2 separate regions of the Homo sapiens genome follow, and region 2 is linked to region 1. A link is an interaction called in ENCODE POLR2A ChIA-PET data of the cell type or tissue named here. Cell type or tissue: B cell. All regions are shown on one strand. Links, peaks and the distances in the headings refer to the core of each region. The heading gives the core; the rest is flanking DNA. Region 1 overlaps FOXN3 (forkhead box N3). Region 2 overlaps FOXN3 (forkhead box N3).

Region 1 (11,218 bases), core at 1,387-9,386:
GTGGTGGAGGTGGTGGTGGTGGAGGTAGTGCTGGAGGTGGTAGTGGTGGAGGTGGTGGTGGAGGTGGTGGTGGAGGTGGTGCTGGAGGTGGTGGTGGTGGAGGTGGTGGTGGAGGTGGTGGTGGAGGTGGTGGTGGTGGAGGTAGTGCTGGAGGTGGTAGTGGTGGAGGTGGTGGTGGAGGTGGTGGTGGAGGTGGTGCTGGAGGTGGTGGTGGTGGAGGTGGTGGTGGAGGTGGTAGTGGTGGAGGTGGTGGTGGAGGTGGTGCTGGAGGTGGTGGTGGTGGAGGTGGTGCTGGAGGTGGTAGTGGTAGGAGGTGGTGGTGGAGGTGGTGGTGGTGGAGGTGGTGCTGGAGGTGGTGGTGGTGGAGGTGGTGCTGGAGGTGGTGGTGGAGGTGGTGCTGGAGGTGGTGGTGGTGGAGGTGGTGCTGGAGGTGGTGGTGGTGGAGGTGGTGCTGGAGGTGGTGGTGGTGGAGGTGGTGGTGGTGGTGGAGGTGGTGCTGGAGGTGGTGGTGGTGGAGGTGGTGGTGGTGGAGGTGGTGGTGGTGGTGCTGGAGGTGGTGGTGGTGGAGGTGGTGCTGGAGGTAGTGCTGGAGGTGGTGGTGGTGGAGGTGGTGCTGGAGGTGGTAGTGGTGGAGGTGGTGGTGGTGGTGGTGCTGGAGGTGGTGGTGGTGGAGGTGGTGCTGGAGGTAGTGCTGGAGGTGGTGGTGGTGGAGGTGGTGGTGGAGGTGGTGGTGGAGGTGGTGGTGGAGGTGGTGCTGGAGGTGGTAGTGGTGGAGGTGGTGCTGGAGGTGGTGGTGGTGGAGGTGGTGGTGGTGGAGGTGGTGCTGGAGGTGGTGGTGGTGGAGGTGGTGGTGGTGGAGGTGGTGGTGGAGGTGGTGGTGGAGGTGGTGGTGGAGGTGGTGCTGGAGGTGGTAGTGGTGGAGGTGGTGGTGGAGGTGGTGCTGGAGGTGGTGGTGGTGGAGGTGGTGGTGGAGGTGGTAGTGGTGGAGGTGGTGGTGGAGGTGGTGCTGGAGGTGGTGGTGGTGGAGGTAGTGCTGGAGGTGGTGGTAGCTGAGGATGAGTTTTGTGGAAACATGGGGGAACCTGCGGCTGTGAGGGTATCAGCTCTTGCCCCAGCCTTCCTTCCTTCCCTCCTTCCCTCCTTCCCTCCCTCTCTCCCTTTCTTCTTCTCTCTCTCTCTCTCCTCACCTCCTTCCGTCACTCCCTCTGTGTCCCTTTTTTTCCTTCTCTCTCTCACCGTTTTTCCCTCCCTTCCTCTTTCCTTCCCCTCTTTCTCCTTCCCTCCCTCTCCCTCTCATCCTTTCCCTCCTCCCTTCCTCCCTCTCTTTTTACCTCTCTCCCTGTCTTCCTGCCTCCCTCCCTCCCTTTCCCTTTCTCCCTCCCTCCCTCCCTCCCTTTCTCTTTCTCCCTCTTTCTTTCCTTCTCTTTCTTCCCCTCTCTCTCTCCATCCCTCTCTCTTCCTCTCTCATCCCTCCCTCTTTCCCTCTCTCCTTCCTCCTTTAGGGGCAGCTGGGCCCTGAGGAGTTGAGCCAGAGCCAGGTCCAGAGGAGGAGGCAGTTTTGGCGGGAGGGGAGGGCATTTTGTGCAGTGGGGGCAGAAACGCAAGGCCAGTGTGCAGGGGCCCCGGGGAATTAACTGGGCACTCATAGTGAAATAAACCTAGGCCGTTTCCAGGAGAAGCCTTCAAGCCTGCCAGATCCTGGGAGACCGTGGCATATGCTGGACAGAATGACAGCTTGATGAGGAGTACCAACTCTAGGCCACCTCTCTATAAAGTTACAAGTATCTTTTGGTGATGAGGAAGTGGACCATATCCGCTCCAGTTCCCACCATGAGCTCAAGGATCCGTGAGAGAACAGTGGCCTCAGAGGCCCAGCTGCCCCAGCCAGGGAGACCCTTCTCTTATCCACCTCTGCCCACTCCAGCTTTATTCTCTAAGTCAGGCTGTTGCCCTGTCCTGCTCCCTTGCAGTATCGGGGTCAGGGCCTCTCCTCCTTAAGGAAGGAGGTGGCAGGTGGTAAGCCCTTTGGGGCAGGACCTCTCTAGGAAGCCCTGGACTGCCATACCGGCCGGAGCATCTCTCAGTGTGCACGAAGACATGACTCAAAGCAAGTAGCTTTCTCAAAGTCCCATGTCCTTCTTGGCACTACTCCAGTGGCTGGCTCTTTGCTTTGTTCTATTTCGATCCTTCCATTTCCACCTCTATCTTAGTGCATCTGAGACAAAACGCTTCTTTTGGACCAAGGAAATTAACATCAGACTATGGAAAACAAATAGTCATGTGCAATTTTTTTAGATGAAATCTGCATGATTTCACAATTTGACAAGTACCTATTCCATCAGGCAGGCACTGAATGGTTTGGAGCTCAGTGTCAAGGAAAGCTGGCTATTTAATATTTTGTTGCCATCATAATAACAAGAGCTGATTTTTTTTTTTTTTAATTTTATTTTGAGATGGAGTCTCGCTCTGTTGCCCAGGCTGGAGTGCAGTGGCGTGATCTCGGCTCACTGCAACCTCCACCTCCTGGGTTCAAGCGATTCTCCTGCCTCAGCCTCCCAAGTAGCTGGGATTATAGGCACCTGTCACCATGCCCAGCTAATTTTTTGTATTTTTAGCAGAGACAGGTTTCACCATGTTGACTAGGCTGGTCTCAAACTCCTCAGGTGATCCTCTGCCTTCCAAAGTGCTGGGATTATAGGTGTGAACCACTGCACCTGGCCCGAGAGCTGATATTTATTGAACTGTTACCATGTGCCAAGCAAGCACAATATTATCTCCTTTAATCCTCACAACAATCTTGTGAAGCAGGTATTATTAATTCACTCCCATTTTATGGATGAAAAATTTGAAGCTCAGAGCAGTTATGTATTTTGCCCAAGTCCACACAGCTGAGAAATTGAAACAAGACTCAGACTCGGGTCTGTCTGACTCCAATGTCCATGTCAGCCAAGTAAGGGCTCCCCTTTGAAAGCACAATAATGTGTTTCTCACTGACCCCACACATGGGTGGTACTGGCCTAGAACAGAAAGCTGGCTGTGTTGAAACTGTGAAGGAGTTGGAGACATGAGGACCCATGTATTCTAATTAATCTGTAATCACACGTTCCCAAAGCATAGAATGATGGGCCTTTGGGATGATTTCATCTCAGCACCTAATTTATAGATGAGGAAACTAAGACCCGGGGTGGGGAGTGAGCTGCATGTATGCCATGATTACTCAAGGCAGTGATGGTAGGTGCAGCCCAACCAGGTATGTGTTCTTATTACGGATGGGGTAACTTACTCTAGTCCGTGTCTGTATCCCCCAATGGGGGTCTTCCTTTTCGACCTTGGAGCACTTGACTTAGGCCATCATCCACACCCCACCCATCCCACAGGACCCAGCCCAAATCCCTTAACCCTGAAAACTCCTTCTCTGGTTTTTAAGTTTCCTAAAACTGGGAGTTGTGAGTCTCAGTCCTGGGTACCAGTATTGGAGCTGTAGGGCAGTGGGCAGTGAACTATGGATAATGTTTTTGCAAATAAGGTCTTACTGAAGCCCAGCCACGTTTATCTGTTTACATTGATGGTTGCTTTTGTGCTATGATGGCAGAGTTGGGTTGTTGCAACAGAGACCATGTGACCTACAGAGACTATAGAATGTACTTTGAGAAGCCGTTGGACCTGGCCATGCATTAGAGGACCTGGTAACAGAAAGAGAAGTTGTTTAAGAAAAGTTTACTAACCCCTATTACAGAGGAACCAGTTGATGTTAAACCTCTAAAGCCAGACAATCTCAGGCCTACCATGACATTTATGAGCTTCTGCTAGAAAGGTTGGGGTCAATGAGGGTATAGCAGAGGGGAGAGAGGTGGCTTATGCAGTCCATTCCTCCAGATACAGTCGCGCGTTGCATAATAGCGAGAATAAGTTTTGAGAAATACGTCGTTAGGCAATTGCATCATCATGAGAACATCACAAAGTATATGTACACAAACCCAGTTAGTATATGTTTATATACATATTTTTTCATATGGAAAATCAAATGATCCCACACCATTACTGAATATCAATTACTTCTCCTACTTGATCTGCATTGCCAGTGTCAACTGCTGTTTATCAGGTTTCTAGCTCTCTCTCTCTCTCTTTTTTTTTTTTGAGATGGAGTTTCACTCTTGTTTCCCAGGCTGGAGTGCAGTGGCACGATCTCGGCTCACCGCAACCTTCGCCTCCCAGGTTGAAGCGATTCTCTTGCCTCAGGCTCCCAAGTAGCTGGGATTACAGGTGCATGCCACCGTGCCCGGCTAATTTTTTGTATTTTTAGTTGAGATGGTGTCTCACCATGTTGGCCAGGCTGGTCTTGAACTCCTGACCTCAGATGATCCACCCGCTTCAGCCTCCTGAAGTGTTGGGATTACAGGCGTGAGCCACCACGCCCTGCTCTATCTCCTTTTTTTAAGAAAGAGACAGGGTCTTGCTCTGTTGCCCAGGTTGGGGTGCAGTGGCACAATCATAGCTCACTGTAACCTCAACTCCTGGGCTCAAGCAGCAGTCTAGCTAATTTTTATTTGTATTTTTTGTAGACATGGGGTCTCACTGTATTGCCCAGGCTGGTCTCAGACTCCCGGACTCATGCTGTCCTTCTGCCTTGGCCTCCTAAAGTGCTGGGATTACAGGTGTGAGCCGCTAACTGGCCTCAGAGTACATTCGGGAGCTGTCCTCCTTTCTCCGTCTCATTGCTGCCCACCTGAACCAACACCCATGGTCATCTTGGTCCTGGACCGTCATATCAGTTCTCTGCAGGTGCTCTTGCCACTTCCAGCCCATTTATTTCTCACACAGCAGCAACTTCCTTTCTTCTAACTCATGGCTTATTCTGTTTCCTTCCTAGCAGGTATTACAGTCTGTCATAATCTTGCTTATTTATTTCTTTACTTACTGTGTTTTTTCCCATCTATAATCCAAGCTTCAGGAGGTCGGTCTCCTTTTTGTATTGTTTTGTATTCACAAGTGGACCCTTCATGGTGCCTGGCATGTAGTAGGCACCACAGGAATGAATGAATGAATGCATGAGCGTATGAATGAAGGAATGAATGAAGGTGGGTAGTGTTAGAAGCACCCTCCAAAATGGTGTGTCAGAAACATCAAAAGCTATTGTTTCAAGATCACCAACACACACCCAGCTCCCCACTCCATTTCGTTTTCAGTTTTTGTCTTGTTTTAATATCTCATCAGCTTTACAGGGTTACAATTGTCTTAAATATTTCTGAAGTGTAAATATCATCTGCATAATAAGGTTGTTATAAAATGTAAACTTTCTGTGTTGTTTTAATTTAATTTAATTTAATTATTATTATTATATATTTTTTTGAGATCGAGTCTCGCTCTGCCGCCCAGGCTGGAGTGCAATGGCACGATTTTGGCTCACTGCAACCTCCGCCTCCAGGGTTCAAGTGATTCTCCCGCCTCAGCCTCCCAAGTAGCTGGGATTACAGGCACCCTCCATCATGCCTGGCTAATTTTTGTATTTTTGTAGAGATGGGGTTTTATCATGTTGGCCAGGCTGGTCTTGAACTCCTGACCTCAGGTGATCTGTCCACCTCGGCCTCCCAAAGTGCTGGGATTACAGGTGTGAGCCACCATGCCTGGCCTGTCTTAATTTTAAAGTCTAAAAATCATACTTTTTTTTTTTTGGTCCTTTTTTCTTTTTTCTTTTTTTTTCTTTTCATACCTGAATGTTCTGCACAAACTGAAATTGTTACAGGCTATCCCTCCCTGGCCAGGGCAGAACAGGCCTGGGCAGAGGTGGTGCCTGCTCCACTTTGACATGGGGCCTGCCTCCTTATCCCCGTTCTTTAGGCACTGCCCCAGAGCCACGTGTAAGTCCCCCACTGTTGCTAATAGGGGGCTTTCTTCCTCACAAGTGGTGAGAAGGGGGAAAAAACACAACCAGACACTACTGTCCTAGATCAGTGGATACCAAACTTTGTTGACCCGGCTTCCCAGTAAGAAGTGTATGTTACTTGGTGATCAGTAAACATGTATATACACAACTATGCAAATACAAATTTCACTATATGTTACTGCAGATATATGGTAGTCCATTCTATTTGGTTCTAGTTTGTTACATTCTGTTCCATTAAAACAGTGCTGCTTATGATCCATTCCGTTCATTTCATGACCCATGAATGTATCTGGCCCACGGTTTGAATAACAATGTTTAAAGTATAGGCTGGGCGTAGTGGCTCATGCCTGTATTTCCAGCACTTTGGGAGGCCAAGGCAGACGGATCACCTGAGGTCAGGAGTTCGAGACCAGCCTGGCCAATATGGCGAAACCCCGTCTCTACTAAAAATACAAAAAAAAAAGAAAATAGTCGGGCATAGTGGCGGGCACCTGTAATCCCAGCCTCTCGGGAGACTGAGGCGGGAGAATCGCTTGAACCCGGGAGGCGGAGGTTGCAGTGAGCTGAGATTGCGCCACTGCATTCCAGCCTGGGCACGACAGAGTGAGACTCCATTTCCACAAAAAGAAAAAAAAAAATTACTTTTTTTTTTTTTTTTTACATTTTTGCTAACCATTTCTTCCTACAATATGGGCTCTTGTTTGCTTTTCTTTTTGTGCATTGATTTTTTATTTTTAATAGAGAGTTGATTTTTATTCCCCCAGGTGGTTTTTAATTTTAAAAGAAACTTGGGCTCATCCATAATTTTTTTTACTCATTTTTCCATGTAATTTTTCTCAGTTTTTTTTCTGGGGGTGTTAGTGTATATATACACACAAAAATGTGAGTGTGAATACACACGCATACTTTCCTATAAATGAATATTCTTCGCTTATTATTTTGAATTCCCCGACACTTAATGGTGTGTGGCCCTCACAGTTATTTATTTATTTATTTATTTATTTTTTGAGACGGAGTCTCACTCTGTCACCCAGGCTGGAGTGCAATGGCACGATCTCAGCTCACTGCAACCTCTGCCTCCTGGGTTCAAGAGATTATCCTGCTTCAGCCTCTTAAGTAGCTGGGATTACAGGCACCCACCACAAAACCCAGCTAATTATGGTATTTTTAGTAGAGATGGGGTTTCACCATGTTAGTCAGGCTGGTTTCGAACTCCTGACCTCAGGTGATCCACCCACCTCGGCCTCCCAAAGTGCTGGGATTACAGGCATGAGCCACCGCACCTGGCCTATTTCTTTTCTTTTTTTTTTTTTTTTTTAATAAAAAGCACTCCACGGCCGGGCGCAGTGGCTCACGCCTGTAATCCCAGCACTTTGGGGAGGCCAAGGTGGGCGGATCACTTCAGGTTAGGAGTTTGAGACCAGCCTGGCCAACATGGAGAAACCCTGTCTCTCCTAAAAGTACAGAAATTAGCCGGGCGTGGTGGCGGGTGCCTGTAATCCCAGCTACTCAGGAGGCTGAGGCAGGAGAGGCTTGAACCTGGGAGGCGGAGATTGCAATGAGCCAAGATTGTGCCACTGCGCTCCAGCCTGGGCAACAAGAGCGAGACTCTGTCTAAGAAAAAACAAACAAAAAAAACCAAACAAAAAAAGCATTCCATATTCTTGTCTTCAGATGAGATGCAGATATTTTTCTAAGAAAGCTCCAACTCTCAAACTTACTACACAACTATAATCAAGTTATAGCCTTCTCTCTCCTATTAGAAACATTAAATGTAATTTTTCCTGGCCTAAGAAACTTGAGCATTCTATCCTTTGCATATTTCCATTTTTAAAGTTTTCAAGTAAACCATTTTACTACTCCAAACTGTTACATGAAACCCAAGAAAATGCTTGAAAATGCAGGAGTTCAAGACCAGCCTGGCCAACATGGTGAAACCCCATCTCTTTCCTTAAAAAAAAAAAGTTAGCCAGGCATGGTGATGCACGCCTGTAATACCAACTACTTGGTAGGCTGAGGCACGAGAATCACTTGAACCTGGGAGGGTGAGGTTGCAGTGAGCCGATATCACATCACTGCACTCCATCCTGGGTGACAGAATGAGACTGTCTCAAAAAAAAAATTTTTTTTGGGAGATGGCCACAATGAACTGACCAAGTATGGAATTAAACCTCAGCTTGATGTTGACAGTGCAGAGACCTGGGCAAAAGACTTTCAGCAGCCAGGTAGTCATGAGTCAGTGATAGTAGCTTCCCTAGCAAGGGAGAAGTCCCAGTAGTGAGTGTGGGGTGTGGGGTTCATAGAAAGCAGATGCAGGGAGTGATGAAAATAGAGGGGGAGCTGAGAATGTCAAAAAGCTCTTCCCAGTGAATTTGTTGAGCCAGGACCACCACTGCATTCAAATAGATGATCATTTTATCTTCACTCGTCCCATCTGTTTGCTGGAGGCCCTTCCCACCGCTGCTGTTGGAGATGAAAATCAATCAGATATGGTTCAATGAAAGACATTGTAAGCCAGTTTCATTGTCTTTCTTGTGTCCAAAAGGAGATTTTCATGATGCTGTCTGCCATTTATTGAGTACCTGTAGGTAGGGCCGCTACTGAAGGTGTTTTATATTATGCCATCTCTGAGCCTCCCAGCTATCTCTAAGTGGGTCACTGTTTTACCAGTGAGGAAGCAAGACTTCCCATGGCGCTGTGATTTGTGCAGGGCCACTCAGGAAACGTCTGTGTGGCTCCAGATCACCTGTTCTTACTATTCTTCAGCCTGCCTCTCTGCATCTGGATCAATTACCTTGTGAATGTCCTGCACAGTCCTGGGGGTTTATTCTGCTTAGCTTTTGTTTTTATTTTTATGTATTTATTTGTTTTGAGATGGCGTTTCACTGTTCTTGCCCCAGCTGGAGTGCAAATGGTGCGATCTCCGCTCGCTGCAGCTTCTGGCTCCTGGGTTCAATCTGCTTAGCTTTTAAATGGTAGCATACATTAATATGGGTATACAAGGGTACAGTAAACAAACACTTAGGTTAGGATTAGGAGAAACCACGTTCTTGGCTTACGGTTATTTCCCTGAGAAGGCCAACCGGTTGTCCTTCATTTCTTTGTCATATTATTTTTGTAGCGTTAAGATTAAATGGTCCCACCCTGAAAGCCACCATGATGAGAACAAAAGCCATTGGGTTTCCAGAATTGAGACAATATCATTGCAGAAATGTTTGGGTCACATGTCAGCCATGGCCCTCAGTGTAGCTATTGCTGGTTTGGAGCCTTGGGTGCAAGGGATCAGAAAGGCAGGTCCCACTGGCCCAGGGCTCCACCGGGAGCCTTTGATGGAATCAGGCCAGACCCCTACTGTTGACAGGATTTGGTGGTTTGTTTTATGTTTTCCAAATTTGGTAGTTACCTGTCTCCTGTCTTTCCCCCCAAACCTCTCCACTCCTTAGCTTTTGGCTTTCTTCTGCACAGCTCTTTTCCAAAGGAAGGGATGAAGCTTCCAGGGCAGATTATTGAGTGGCCCGCCTGATTTACTTGCAAAGTCTCACTGCTCCCCCTGAACTATTCTGGGTTTGAGAATGTGTGCGTGAAAGGAAAAAACACGTAGGAATGTTGAATTTTCCAAAGTTGAAATCTTTCAGGTCTTTAAACATCCGGTTGGTTAAACTGAGAACATTGATGTTTAAGCATAGAGTGTCCAGCCAGACTCTGACCTGTGTCTGGGGTCAGGCCTGCACGTGGGGGTGGGTGACTAGAGTGGTCAGAGGTTCCAGCCCCTGGCTGTGGTTTTGAGCAATTCTCCTATTCTCATTGCACCAGAAAGAGTTAATTCCAGTTGCACGGCTTGCTGATGTTGTTGATAATAAAGTATTTTAATGGGCTCTGTGAATAATGTTTGTAAGGAAACTACTCGGGTGAACTGATGATGAAACACAGATTTTTTTAAACTTTTAAAAAGATTTTAGGAGTAACTTGTTTTTACAGCTCCTTCAGTGGGATTTTCTTGGATTGTCCCCTTCCCCCATGTTAGTTAAACAGCTTCTTGTTTGCTTTCTAAATGTTGGAGGACAACATCAATCTTACTGTTGGCTGAAAGCAGGAGGTGGGCACGGGTTTATGTAATTTAACTTCTTTTCTCTGCAAATCAGTAAATATTTACAAATGACCTTATCAAACAGTTTGGGTACATTCGGTCACTTGAAAGTGTGCGGCCAGAGGAACGATTGCCCGTCGGCCTGCTGCCAGTTCCGGGGGGCCTCAAAGGAAGGACTTACATTTTTAAAAATAGGCTGTCCATAGACCAAACGCTTCACAGGAAGTGGGCCTCACAGGAAGCCTCCCTCTCTCCACAGAACGGTTTTAGAAAATTTGCATTTTAAAGTTTGACTTCTAAAGATTCAACTCTTAATGGCTGGAGTCGATTGCTGGGAACTGAGGAATCCAAAAAATAAATAGTGGATTCTGAGTTGGGCTTTACCATTGCTGCCTGAGTTCTTTTGTTGCTTAGGGAAGGTAATTACAGAATTCTATTCCAAGAGTAAATGTCATTCTTTTGTGAGTAAGCTGGAAAGAAACAAGGGGATTACTTTTCTGTTTTTATAAAATGATCCCGATGTCATATGGTTTTAAAACATAACTAAATTTCTGGAGCAGAGATGGACTTTTGGGGGTGTCTCGGCCCTCTTTTTTTTTTCCCCAAACTTTAGAAATCTGACACAGTTAAATTCATTTTTAGAAGAGAATGCACGTGTTCTTCAATGTTGACGCTGAAAAACAATGAGATTCTCATTTTATTGGTAGTTTGGGTATGAAAATTGTAATATTGTTGTATCACCATAACCTGGTAATAATATGTTCATTTTGCCTATCAAACATAATACAAGTAAGATTGAAGTGCATTTTATGGAGTTCTACTGTCAGTATAATATTTAAGGCTGGCAAACAGTCAACAAATGAGAAGCTTTTAAAAATAAAGAAGTGATAATAGCTATACATCTACTTATTGCAAAGTACTTAATAATTCTCTATTAATGCCTTTGTATTTTAATTTTCTTTGCAGAGTATTGGGAAAGGGTCGTTGTGGTGCATAGACCCAGAGTATAGACAAAATCTAATTCAGGCTTTGAAAAAGACACCTTATCACCCACACCCACACGTGTTCAATACACCTCCCACCTGTCCTCAGGCATATCAAAGGTAAGCAATTCAGACTTCTTTTTTTTGGTCTACTGAAATGGCATTATTTTGGCAGAGACCTGCGCGGAAATTAATTTAATAGGCCGTACGAGATTTTAAAAATAACTGCAGGTAAATGAGAAAGAAATTAAGTATTATTAGGAG
Region 2 (11,218 bases), core at 1,733-9,732, 73 kb after region 1:
TGTATTTCTACCGTGTCATTTGAAAACTTACTTTTCTGCATAAGAGATTTTTGTGTCAACAGATTGATGGGAGGAAACAGTGCTTTTGCTATGTAGTACCTCGCAGTGTTGCCCAAAAATCAAGCTCAGTGTCTGTTTTCCAATTTTGAACATGTTAAATGTCAGATGTCTTCTAAATGGTGTCTTTAATGTTTTATTATAGTCTAATTTTTTCTTTTCTGCCTGCCAGACTTGCTAACCAGTCGCAAAAATGAACATGAGAAAAGCCATGGATGTATTACTTCTCCTAAAGCCTAAGGAATTATTTGTTAGTTTGGCTTTCTGCTCTGATTTTGTAGTCTTGCTAATACATGCTTTTTCTTTTCTTTTCTTTTTCTTTTCTTTTTTTTTTTTTTTTGAGACAGAATTTCACTCTGTCACCCAGGCTGGAGTACAGTGGCATGATCTCGTCCCACTGCAACCTCTGCCTCCTGGGTTCAAGCGATTCTTGTGCCTAAGCCTCCTGAGTAGCTAGGGTTATAGGCGCCCACCACCATGCCCAACAAATTTTTGTATTTTTAGTACAGACAGGATTTCGCCATGTTGGTCAGGCTGGTCTCGAACTCCTGGCCTCAAGGGATCCGCCCACTTGCGCCTCCCAACTGGGATTACAGGTGTGAGCCACCACACCCGGCCCCATGTTTTTTTCAATGTTAAGAGAAATTATGATAGTCCTTTGTATCTTTTCAGTACGTAGTGTTGAAAAATCTGCAACTTCTTGGATGACATTTAATGAATTATAGTATAATGCTTACGGACCCAGTGCAAGCATATATATATATATATATATATATATATATATATATATATATATAGAGAGAGAGAGAGAGAGAGAGAGAGAGAGAGAGAGAGAGAGAGAGAGAGAGAGAAAGAGAGTGCCTATTACAGCCTTTGGAGTATGTCGTTTCCATTTTTAAAATATCTTCTATATCTGTGTAGTATTTGGATTATTAATGCTCACATACCAAGGTTTTGCTATAAAAGTTTTGTTCGTATAATGTTGATAGTAAACATCATTTTTCAACTGTAAACTTATTCTGAAATAAAGTAAAATGATAATTGTTTAAAAGTAAAATAAAATAGCTCGATAGATATGGTGCCAGAGCAGCTGCCACCTGTCAGATTCTCATGGGTCCTGGTGGTATTGGGCATACAAGAACTATGTGCAGGCTGATACCTTTGAAATCAGTTGAGTCTCCAGTGTCAACATTTGGCTAAGTTTACAGAGCAATTCCATTTCTTATCTTGATTGGTGCATTGCCCTCTGAGTAATCTTGCCACACACTCAGTTATAGTGTTGGTGGGCCTGGTTGGTTGTGGTCTGATCACTTCAGTCATGCCTCCTCAGCAATTGTCATCCTCTGAAATGGGCCACTCTTGGTAGGTTTCTACCTGGTCTCTTTCTGTCTCTTGATCGCGTGCCCATTTTGGATCTTTGCAGGATTCTGCATGGAGCTATATATATATATATTTTTTTTTGAGACAGGGTCTTGCTCTGTTGCCCAGGCTGGAGTGCAGTGGTGTGATCAAGGCTCACTGCAGCTTTGGAGCTCCTGGGCTCAAGCGATCCACCCACCTCAGCCTCCTGAGTAGCTGAGACCACAGGCACATGCCACCACACTGGGCTGATTTTGTTTATTTTTTGTAGAATAAAAAAATGTTTTATTTTTAACGTTTCCCAGGCTGGTCTCAAACTCCTGGGCTCAAGTGATCTTCCTGCCTAGACCTCCCAAAGTGCTGAGGTTACAGGGGTGAGCCAACAGTTACTTTTTTTTTTTTTTTTTTTTTTTAGCATTCTTTAGAGTAAGTGACATCTGTGAAGTTGCTTCTTGGATATTTAGTAAGTGTTGCTACTTTAGACTGAGAAATATTTGCAATTAGAACATCTCCAAGAATCCTTAAAGAAAAAAGGAAAAGTGCAGTTACCTCATCTGTCACAGGAATGGAAAAACGGGCCAAGTTGGGAGAGTTAAGGATGTCTAGGAGGAAGTGCTGGTGCCCACCTGACAATGGCCACAATGTTGCTGTGTGGCCTTGAGTGTGTCAGTTAACTCTGAACTGGGGTTTGCTTGCAATCAAGACTACCACTGGGGCTGGGCGTGGCTCACACCTGTAATCCCAGCACTCTGGGAGGCCAAGGCAGGAGGATCACTTGAGGTCAGGAGTTCGAGACAAGCCTGGCCAATGGCGAAACTGTGTCTCTACTAAAATTACAAAAAGTAGCCAGGCATGGTGGTGCATGCCTGTAATCACAGCTACTCGGGAGGCTAAGGCAGGAGAATTGCTTGAACCCGGGAGGCAGAGGTTGAAGTGAGCCCAGATCACACCACTGCACTCCAGTCTGAACGACAGAGCAAGACTCTGTCTCAAAAACAAAAACAACTAAAAGAAAAACCACCTTTGGGATTTTTGCAGTCTAGAAAGCAATTTTTTTCCCCCATCATCTCATTTTATTCTCACACATTGCCCCCGGCTTGCAGGCATGGAATTGAGACTTTGACAAGTTAAAAGACTTTCAGTCTGTGTTTTAAACAAAATTTCTGAGTCCAAATCCCACGGTCTCTCCACTTCACCCTGGATTGGACCCTGTGGCCACAGAGATCCCTTTTAATTGCCGGGACACTCAAGCTTCTTTGGAAGGTTAGAAAAGTGTCAAGAGTGTCCCCGAGAATCTGAACTTTCATCTGTGTTCTTAGTGATGCTTCTCAAACGGTGAGTGGTATTTTGTGAAGCTTCCCACACACGTCTCTGTCCAGCCTGCTCTGGTTGCCGTGTTCCAAATGCCAGCGAGTGACATCCTTCACTCAGAGAGCCCCTGTTACATTGTGGCGTAGGTCACATTTGGTTTTCTATTATTTCCTGGTGATTAATCCCCAGTTATAAGGCAAAACAATGGAATTTCAAGGATTTTTTGTGGTGGGTGATTCTCCCTTTGTTACAACTGCGTTGACTGTTTTATTCCTGGGGAAATTGCAGTCTGGTGGTAGATGTCACCCATCCGAAGGGATTGCCATCACAGTCCATCTCCAGCGCTAAGAGTATGATAGGACTCTGTGCTCGGTTGCTTAAGAGTAGTGGGTAAGCTCTGGCCTCCATGAGTGCTAAATCAGGGTGGGCTGGTCTTGCTACACCCACTTTTTCCCCCCACCCCATCCCCGTTGGTTTGGGCTTTCTGCTTTGTCGTGTGCTGTGGACCATTCTGGCAGAAAGCTGACCATGGGGGACATTCAGATATTCTTCCTTTCTTCCCGCCCCAAGCACTTTAGGCTTTCATTCATTTCTTCAGAGTCCTTCTTATCATCTCAATCTCTCTGTTCTTTCTTCTTCCTCCCCCTCCCTTCTTCCCTCCCTACTCCTCTCCCTCCTCCCCTCCCTACTCCTCTCTTGTTTTATACATTAACAAAAATTATTTATGTTGAAGTGGGCAGATCACTTGATCCCAGGTGTTTGGGATCAGCCTGAGCAACATAGTGAGACCCTGTCCTACAAACAACAACAAAAAAAACTTAGCCAGGCATAGTGGTGTGTGCCTGTAGTCCCAGCTACTCTGAGGGCTGAGGCAGGAGGATTGCTTGAGTCCAGGAGCTGGAGGCTGCGGTGAGCTGAGATTGTGCCACGACACTCCAGCCTGTGTGACAGAGCAAGACCCTGTTGTCAAAAAAAAAAAAAAAAAAAATTTTTGGTAAAATACATATAATTTACCATCTTAACTATTTTGTAAGTATGCAGTTCTGTAGTGTTAAGTGCATTTACATTGTTGTACAACCAACCTCCGGAACTCTTTTCGTCTTGTAAAACTGAACCTCTGTACCGATTAAACTCCCTACTCCTCCTTCCATGAGCCTCTAGCAACCGTCATTCCATTTTCTGTCTCTGTGAATTTGTCTACTCTAGATACCTCTTCTATGTGGAATCAGACAGTATCTGTTTTATTTATTCTGGCTTATTTCACTTAGCTTGCTTTCAAGGTTCATCCATGTTGTAGCATCTTCTTCTCTCTCTCTTTTTTTTTTTTTGTTTTGAGACGGAGTCTTGCTCTGTCACTCAGGCTGGAGTGCAGTGGCGTGATCTCGGCTCACTGCAACCTCCGCCTCCTGGGTTCAAACAATTCTCCTACCTTAGCCTCCTGAGTAGCTGGGATTACAGGCATGCGCCACCATGCCTGGCTAATTTTTGTATTTTTAGTGGAGACGGGGTTTCACCCTGTTGGTCAGGCTGGTCTCGAACTCCTGACCTTGTGATCTGCCCACCTTGGCCTCCCAAAGTGCTGGGATTACAGGCGTGAGCCACGATGCCTGGCCCACTTCTCTCTTTTGTAGGTCCTAGTTCACATTTGGCAGGTGAGATCTTAGAAAACAGTCCTTTTCTTAATTTATTTCTCATTGAGATCCACAGAAAGTTCAGCTGGTGAATACAGGTGTGTGTCTTGGCGGAACCTTCCAGGGTCTTGGTTTATAATCCAGGTGGTTCTCACAATGGTTAAGGTTCCTGGGTATAGAGAACACATGATGGATCACGTCATCTTGCTAAGAGCCACCCTCAGGCTGTCCGACCTGTTGACTCAGGATATCCCCTTGGGAGCTGGAGGTAGTGCAGCTCAGAGTGTGGGATCCGGGAATTACTGAGGGCTGAGTCTCTGGCAGCCGCCGGGTATGCTGTTCAGGATGGTATCACTCACCTCTTGGGATTTGCAGGCTCAGCGCTGCTCTTAACGATCAGCTGGATCAATGTTCTCAAATGCCAGGTCGCACTCCACCTTGCTGGCCGGCAAGGTCCTCTTAACCTGTTGGTCTGCTTTCTTTGTTACAAAGTTGGTCTGGCTTATACTGCTGAAGGTCATGGGATTTTTGCTAGCATATTATTGAAATGAGACATTTGTGGCACTGGCGTTGTATTGTTTCTGCTAATAGGAGCCCGCGTGTCTTTCACATATGGTTAGTCTGATTGCTTTTTCTAGCCTGGGACTTTGCCTTGGAGAGAGTCCTAGCAAAATACCATTCACAGCCTTCTTCCACAGGGAAGGATGACTAAGAGTTTAGTGCTGGAAGAGCAGAAGAGGAAAGCTGGAAGATCAGAAATGAAATTGGAGCTGTTGATGCGTGTGTCTCTATGGTACAGTGGGCAAGCCCTAGTCCTTCTTGGGTTGATCACTAACTTGTCATGCAGTGTCTTGGGCAAGTCCTTTCACCTCTCAGGACCTCTGTCTGTCTCCCTATAGAACGGGGAAGGTGGCCGGGCATGGTACCTCACACCACCAGTGCTTTGGGAGGATGAGGCAAGGGGATCACTGGAGGCTAGGAGTTTGAGACCAGCCTCAGCAACAGAGCAAGACTTCGTCTCAATTTAAAAAAATTAAAAAAAAAAATGGATGGGTCAGGCATGGTGGCTCACCCCTGCAATCCCAGCACTTTGGGAGGCCAAGGCGAGTGGATCGCTTGAGGTCAGGAGTTCGAGACCAACCTGGCCACTGAAATCAGTTGGTGAAACCCTGTCTCTCCTAAAAATACAAAAATTAGCCGGGCTTGCTGGCAGGTGCCTGTAATCCCAGCTACCCAGGAGGCTGAGGCAGGAGAATTGCTTGAACCTGGCAGGTGGAGGTTGCAGTGAGCTGAGATCGCACCACTGCACTCCAGCCTGGGCTACAGAGCGAGACTCTGTCAAAAAACCCCCCAAAAAACAGGAAGGTGATTTCTGCCCTGCTCACCCTGCAGAATTAGAGGATTCCATGGAAAAGGGTTGATTACTATGCTCAGTAAATGGTAACTTGATCCTAGGGTCATGTAATGCAAACACCATTTTAAGGTGATTAAAACCCACTCAGGGTTAACAAGGGGCCCCCATGGTCATTTCTCATGGCAGTGATATTTACATGGCTGGGTATGGAGCGCACCCCATTCTTCCCCTTCACCCGCCACTCCCACCCTCCCCGCTTTTGAGCTGCCTGAGGATGGGTGGTTTGCAACTCCTCCCACAAAGACTTCTGTCACTGGTTTCATCTCTGAATTACTGTGGTTAATAGACACTTCTAAGTAATTTCATGTACTATGTGTGGTTTTAACCAACTTTAAGCTTTAAAGGCCAATCATCCAGGGACATCTCCAGATGGAGGGGGGAAAAAATCAAGCTTGTTGCCTTCCCAACCTGCAGCCACTGGAGGCATAACCATGAGTCTGTCTATAGGCATTGCTGGTCTCATTAGATAGAGTCAGAGGAGTTTGGAGCCAGGTAAGTATGACAGCAGGTTCTTAGAGGTCATAAAATAGGGTTTTAAATTTTCCCCTCAAGTCTTTCTCAACACCAAGCACAATTCTCAGCAGGAGTTTAATAAATCCTCGGATCTTCTAACAGTTAGAAGATGTCATTTTGAGGAACCCTCCAAAAGAAGCGTGTAGATATGGGCCAGGGAGCTTGAAAACTTTGCAGTTAGCATGGCAGGAGCTGACTTACCCTGAGCTGGAAAGAGACCACTTGTGAATTCATCAATTACAACAGGGGCCAGGAAAGAGAAGGTGGTGGCCAGTCCAAGTCTCTCTCCACTACTAGAGTACAGATAAGTTCCACAGCACCACAGATTGACCATAGAACAGTGGTGATCAGTGATTTAAGTACATTAAAAGGATGTTGTAAGAATCTTTAGGTATGTTGTAAGAATCTTTATCATACAGAGAATTTTCCTTATCTAAACCACTGGATTTATCCGACCTTCATTCCCCATAGTGCTCCATCCCTGATGTCTACTCAGTTTTCAGCCAAATCAAGCTCAGGATAAAGAAGAGGTTTGGATGGAAGTAAGCTGGATATTCAGGCTCCTGCAGTAATACTCAATTATTGAATTCTCTAGAAACACCAACTCTGCTATAATGAAGTCCTCAGTTTTAAAATATCTTTATAAATCAGGTGATTCTGTATTGGCAACAGCCAGCTTGCTGTTCCCTGCTTTGTTATAAAAATTAGATGGTAAAATCCTGAGAGCTTGCTGGGATTGTTAAAAGATAATCTTAAGTATTTTAATGCACATTATTCTTCATGCAACTTTGAGCCTTAAGTGCCCCGAAACAGTAAGATCAGAATCCAATCGAAGAGCAATCAGCTGGTGTCATCATCCTGAGACTCCAGTCCGGTCTGCTGTTACCCTGTGAAGCTCCTGGCCACTCTGTGGTCACAACTACCTGGCTGAGAATCAGGGCTGTGGGAAATACCATGGCTGAGATGCGTGATGCTCATTTAATTTTAGTATAGTGGATCCAAAACAAAATAAAACAAAAGGTTCATTAACATCAAGGTTTATAGTATGTATTTTCTAGCACATTTGACATGATTTTGATGTGGGATAGCATTTTTGTGCTGTAGCTCATTTCTTCTTCCCTCCTACTCCTCCTCAATCATGTAATGTGTCCCTATACCTGCCATACTATTTGTACCTCTGGTAATGAAATTCCAGTGGGCAGAATGTGTCATTGGCATTTCTGCTTGCTAACAGTATTGCTGTCCTAGATAACTAGAGACCCTGGTTTAATGGTGAAGCATTCACCGTATAGCCCTTCAGATTCTTCTGTGTGTGTGCGTGTGTGTTTCTGCCAAACTTACAAATGCATTACTCGAACCTATTTTTCTCATATTGAAGGTGATTGATAATGCATTAACCAATATAATTTGTCATGTACTATTTTGATGAGAGTAATTTATACTGCCTCTTGGGCTGGATGTAGTAACATTTTTGACTAAGTACTTTCTAACATTAATCTAAACCAATCCTTGATTTAGAATATAACCTACTTTCCACTCTAAGGACATTTTACTAAGGCTGGCTTGGTTATAAAGTTTTCTACTGGCTGTCTTAAAACAGTGAAAATGCTCATCTATGAATGCGGTAAGTGTCTTTGTGATATATTGATCTCTCCTATTTTCTTGCCTCTCCTGTTACCACACTGTGGGTGGTAACATATCTGCAAAATGTTTTATAGGGTATGGAGTGCAACATTTTAAGCCAAAAAATTGAAAACAGGATACGAAACGAGAAGAGGGGGAAGGAGGAAATCGATTAAGGTCATCTCCATATATTAAGGATTTAGTGGTAGAAATGCCAAGAATGACAAGTTTGCATTTGTAGCAGGCAGGTGGCACCAGGAAGTGTTGGAAAACCCGCTTGGTCTCAGAAAACATGATTAGGACTTCTTTGCCACATACATTCATGAAATTATGAATAGGTTAGCAAATATCCTTAAGTTATACGCTATGCCGTTAAACCATGTGAATTTGCCATTTTGTGTATCTGTCGGTCATTCCAGTGCCCAGGTGTGAGCAGGGTCAAGATGATAAGCAGAATACTCACACAGATAGGTTCTGCACTGTGAAATATGAAGCCTGTTTACAATAAAGCAGACCTCATGGTTTTCGAGGATGCATTTTCAAAGGGTGTCAGTAATGCATACTTGGGGAAATGTTTTGAGGGAAGTGTGGGAAGGGGTTGCAGGTGTGTGAGTGCAGATGAACTTGGCCTTATGCTAGTTTCTTTTCTCTTTCAGCACATCAGGTCCACCCATCTGGCCGGGCAGTACCTTCTTCAAGAGAAATGGAGCCCTTCTCCAAGGTAGGTCCCTAGTAACACCCCTTCCTCTCCCTCCCCCTCACCCACCCGCCTTTCATCACTCCTTTGTGCTTGGTGTCAAATAGGACAGTTCTGTCCCGTTTAGGAGTGGCCGCTTTCTGGAGAAGTGTGACTGTTGTGGGTGGGGACTATTTGTCCAGTTCTCTTTATTTGTTCCTACTCAAGCTTCTCGGTCGCTGTGAATCATGAGTCTGAAACCAGGCCTCTAAGGACTGCTTCTTTGGCCCGCCGTCACTGTTCATATTCTGGAAGTGTTCGGCTTGCTTTGGTGATGTTGGAATTACATGGTAATTAGAATGCGACAGAAACATAAACTAGGCTGATAAAAGCAAACCCCTTTACATGTTTCAAAAACTTGAGCTGAAAAAGGAGGGTTTGGTTATTCTGGCACTTGTATCATCATGGAGGTGCATGCATTTCTTACTGTTGCCCAACATCTACATGTACCTGGAAGGTTGGCCGTGGTTTGTTCTGAGGTTCGGAGTCCAGTCACCCTACATTGGTCCCCACAAGTGTCACCTACAGGGGACACCCTTGCTGTTGTCCAGCTCAACTCAGCTGCCTTGTCCTAGTCCCTAGGCGGTGTGCTCATGGAATTCCAATGACCTTTCACCTCTACTTTTGCCATTAAGTTCCTTTTGAAATGGCCAAAGTTAAGGAGGAATAAATGATTTAAAAAATAGCAAAGAGGTTCATTTTTAATCCTTTTAGAAATTACTTTGGGGTTATCGCTATTTTGGATATCTGTTCTGTAAATAAAATGGAATTGAGTGGTTCCCGGGGCCTTCGAGCTTTCTATCCCTCCTACTTCTGTTGATTGGCTAGGAGTCAGACAGGCCCTGCTGGCCAAATGTGGATGAGTTTGGCTGTGCTAAGAGCTTTTGAACTACACTGGGCTTATGGTGAGGGATTTTAGTGTCTATTGATTGGTTGAGAGCTGTTTAGCCTCTTTCCCTTAGAAGTAGAGGCTGAGGGCCGGCCCTGTGTGTGAAGGAGTAGGAGATAAGTATGGTTAAGAAGAGAGACATGTATCTTCAGGTTTCCGTAGTAGCTCAAACCCTTGTCAGAGATGTCATCACATTTTTAGTGCTGATTTATAGGCCACGCAATTGCATACTGTGATTTTAATAGCCTGTGAAATTGGGAAATCAAGCGTTTCTTTGTATTTTTGCTTCGTACAGGTGAAATGTAGTCAGGCAAGTTTGGTTAAACCTAATTTTAATAATCATCGTAGATATCCTAAATGTTTAAGAAAACAAAAGGAAGTCCCTCCACTCTCAAAAATTAACACATAATTTAAAAAAATCTATTCTGTTTTCCCTTCAGATAGTAGAAGTGGAAACTGATTAGGATCAGCCTTTGGGTTCTTTTCAAGTGAGTTTCAAAGTTATGTGCGTCATTTTTCCTCTAGAACTATAGCAGTGATATGAATATCATTCAGGTTTGGATTATTTTGAGAAAAGAGATTTTGTTTTCTTAGAGCCTTTTCTCACGATTTTTATTCATTCACTTTGGCATTAGGTAAGTTCTTTTTGTTCGTTTCTGTGGGGCAAAAACATGAGGGAAATATTAATATTGATAAGGTTTCTGAAGTTGAGAGATGTCAGTATGAGATTATCCTGCGGGTGTAGACTTCTTTTCTCTTCCTGATAGGGTTACAAATTCCCCCAGTTGCTCTAGGAACTGTGAATTAAACTAGTACAGATTTCAGATGCTTATTGAATCCACATCCAGTTAAATGCAACCCATTAAAATTTTGTACATTTGAAAATCAGAAGAATCTTGATGAGAGCTTGGGAGGGTGGGCAGAGATTTGTTAACATTCATTTTTTTTTCTGTGATGTTTCTTCATTCCCTAGAGTTCTGGAGACACTTTTGTTGTGATAATATTTTTTTGGAATATGTGGGTATTCTTCCTAATTAATATTTTTGTGTCCTTTGGTGGGTGGTTCTGGGCCATGGGAAAGTTGCTAAGGCCCACAAGCAAGATTTTACGAATAAAGATATGAGTACCTAAAGAAGGGACTGTCCAGTCATGCCAGGGGAAGGTTTGGGTTAGAATCAAGTAGAAGAAAAATGTGCCTGTTTAATGCCACTCTCTCAGGTTTTTGATTTCTCACTTTCTGTTTTCAAAAATGTACGCACATCCCTCGTTTTTCCCTATAGCAAGTGGAAGAAAATTTTTCTAGATAATCAGACGAGTAGGGAACTCTGTTAATAGCTTCCAGCCACAGGCATTGGAATTGAGGGCAAGTAGAACGAGGATGCTTGTCCCCAAAGATGGCAATTCTCAGTGCTGGGTGAGAAGGTGCAGTTTGGTCACATGGGGGTGACGTGGGAATCTTTCTTTAGGGTGCTGTGGGACCAGTGACTGGCCAGCAGAAGCCAGCCGGGGTTATGGATCATGAGTTATGGATCACTAGCAGGACTGGCAGAATTGAACCAGGGTGGGGGATAACTTGCTTCATGGAGTGGTCTCCCCAGGACTCAATAATGCAGGATAGGAAAATAAGTAGGATATGGTTTGGCTGTGTCTCCAACCAAATCTCATCTTGAATTGTAGCTCCCATA

Evidence for each region. Peaks named below come from ENCODE experiments on the same cell type or tissue, not always from the same donor. Only the 100,000 strongest peaks of a DNase experiment are listed, where the experiment ranks them.
Region 2: POLR2A ChIA-PET joins it to region 1 with 8 read pairs; 4 of 35 experiments call an interaction of 5 or more read pairs at or near these places.

Annotation. Positions count from the first base shown.
Region 1 is chr14:89,350,528-89,361,745 of GRCh38, reverse strand. It overlaps FOXN3 (forkhead box N3), which reads left to right. Exons shown (of 6, transcript NM_005197.4): 3 at 10,938-11,074. All of the region lies in intron 1 of FOXN3-AS3 (FOXN3 antisense RNA 3), which reads right to left. Among named protein-coding and RNA genes, the nearest start is that of FOXN3-AS3, 5.8 kb to the right of the region's middle. RefSeq lists enhancers at 7,975-8,074, 8,416-9,131 and a silencer at 10,281-10,330. In B cell, for the core only: no CTCF peak of the experiment used is centred there; a DNase peak (open chromatin) is centred at 1,825; H3K4me3 peaks cover 80 bases; H3K27ac peaks cover 4,706 bases.
Region 2 is chr14:89,278,361-89,289,578 of GRCh38, reverse strand. It overlaps FOXN3 (forkhead box N3), which reads left to right. Exons shown (of 6, transcript NM_005197.4): 4 at 8,565-8,629. Among named protein-coding and RNA genes, the nearest start is that of FOXN3-AS3, 66 kb to the left of the region's middle. In B cell, for the core only: no CTCF peak of the experiment used is centred there; no DNase peak of the experiment used is centred there.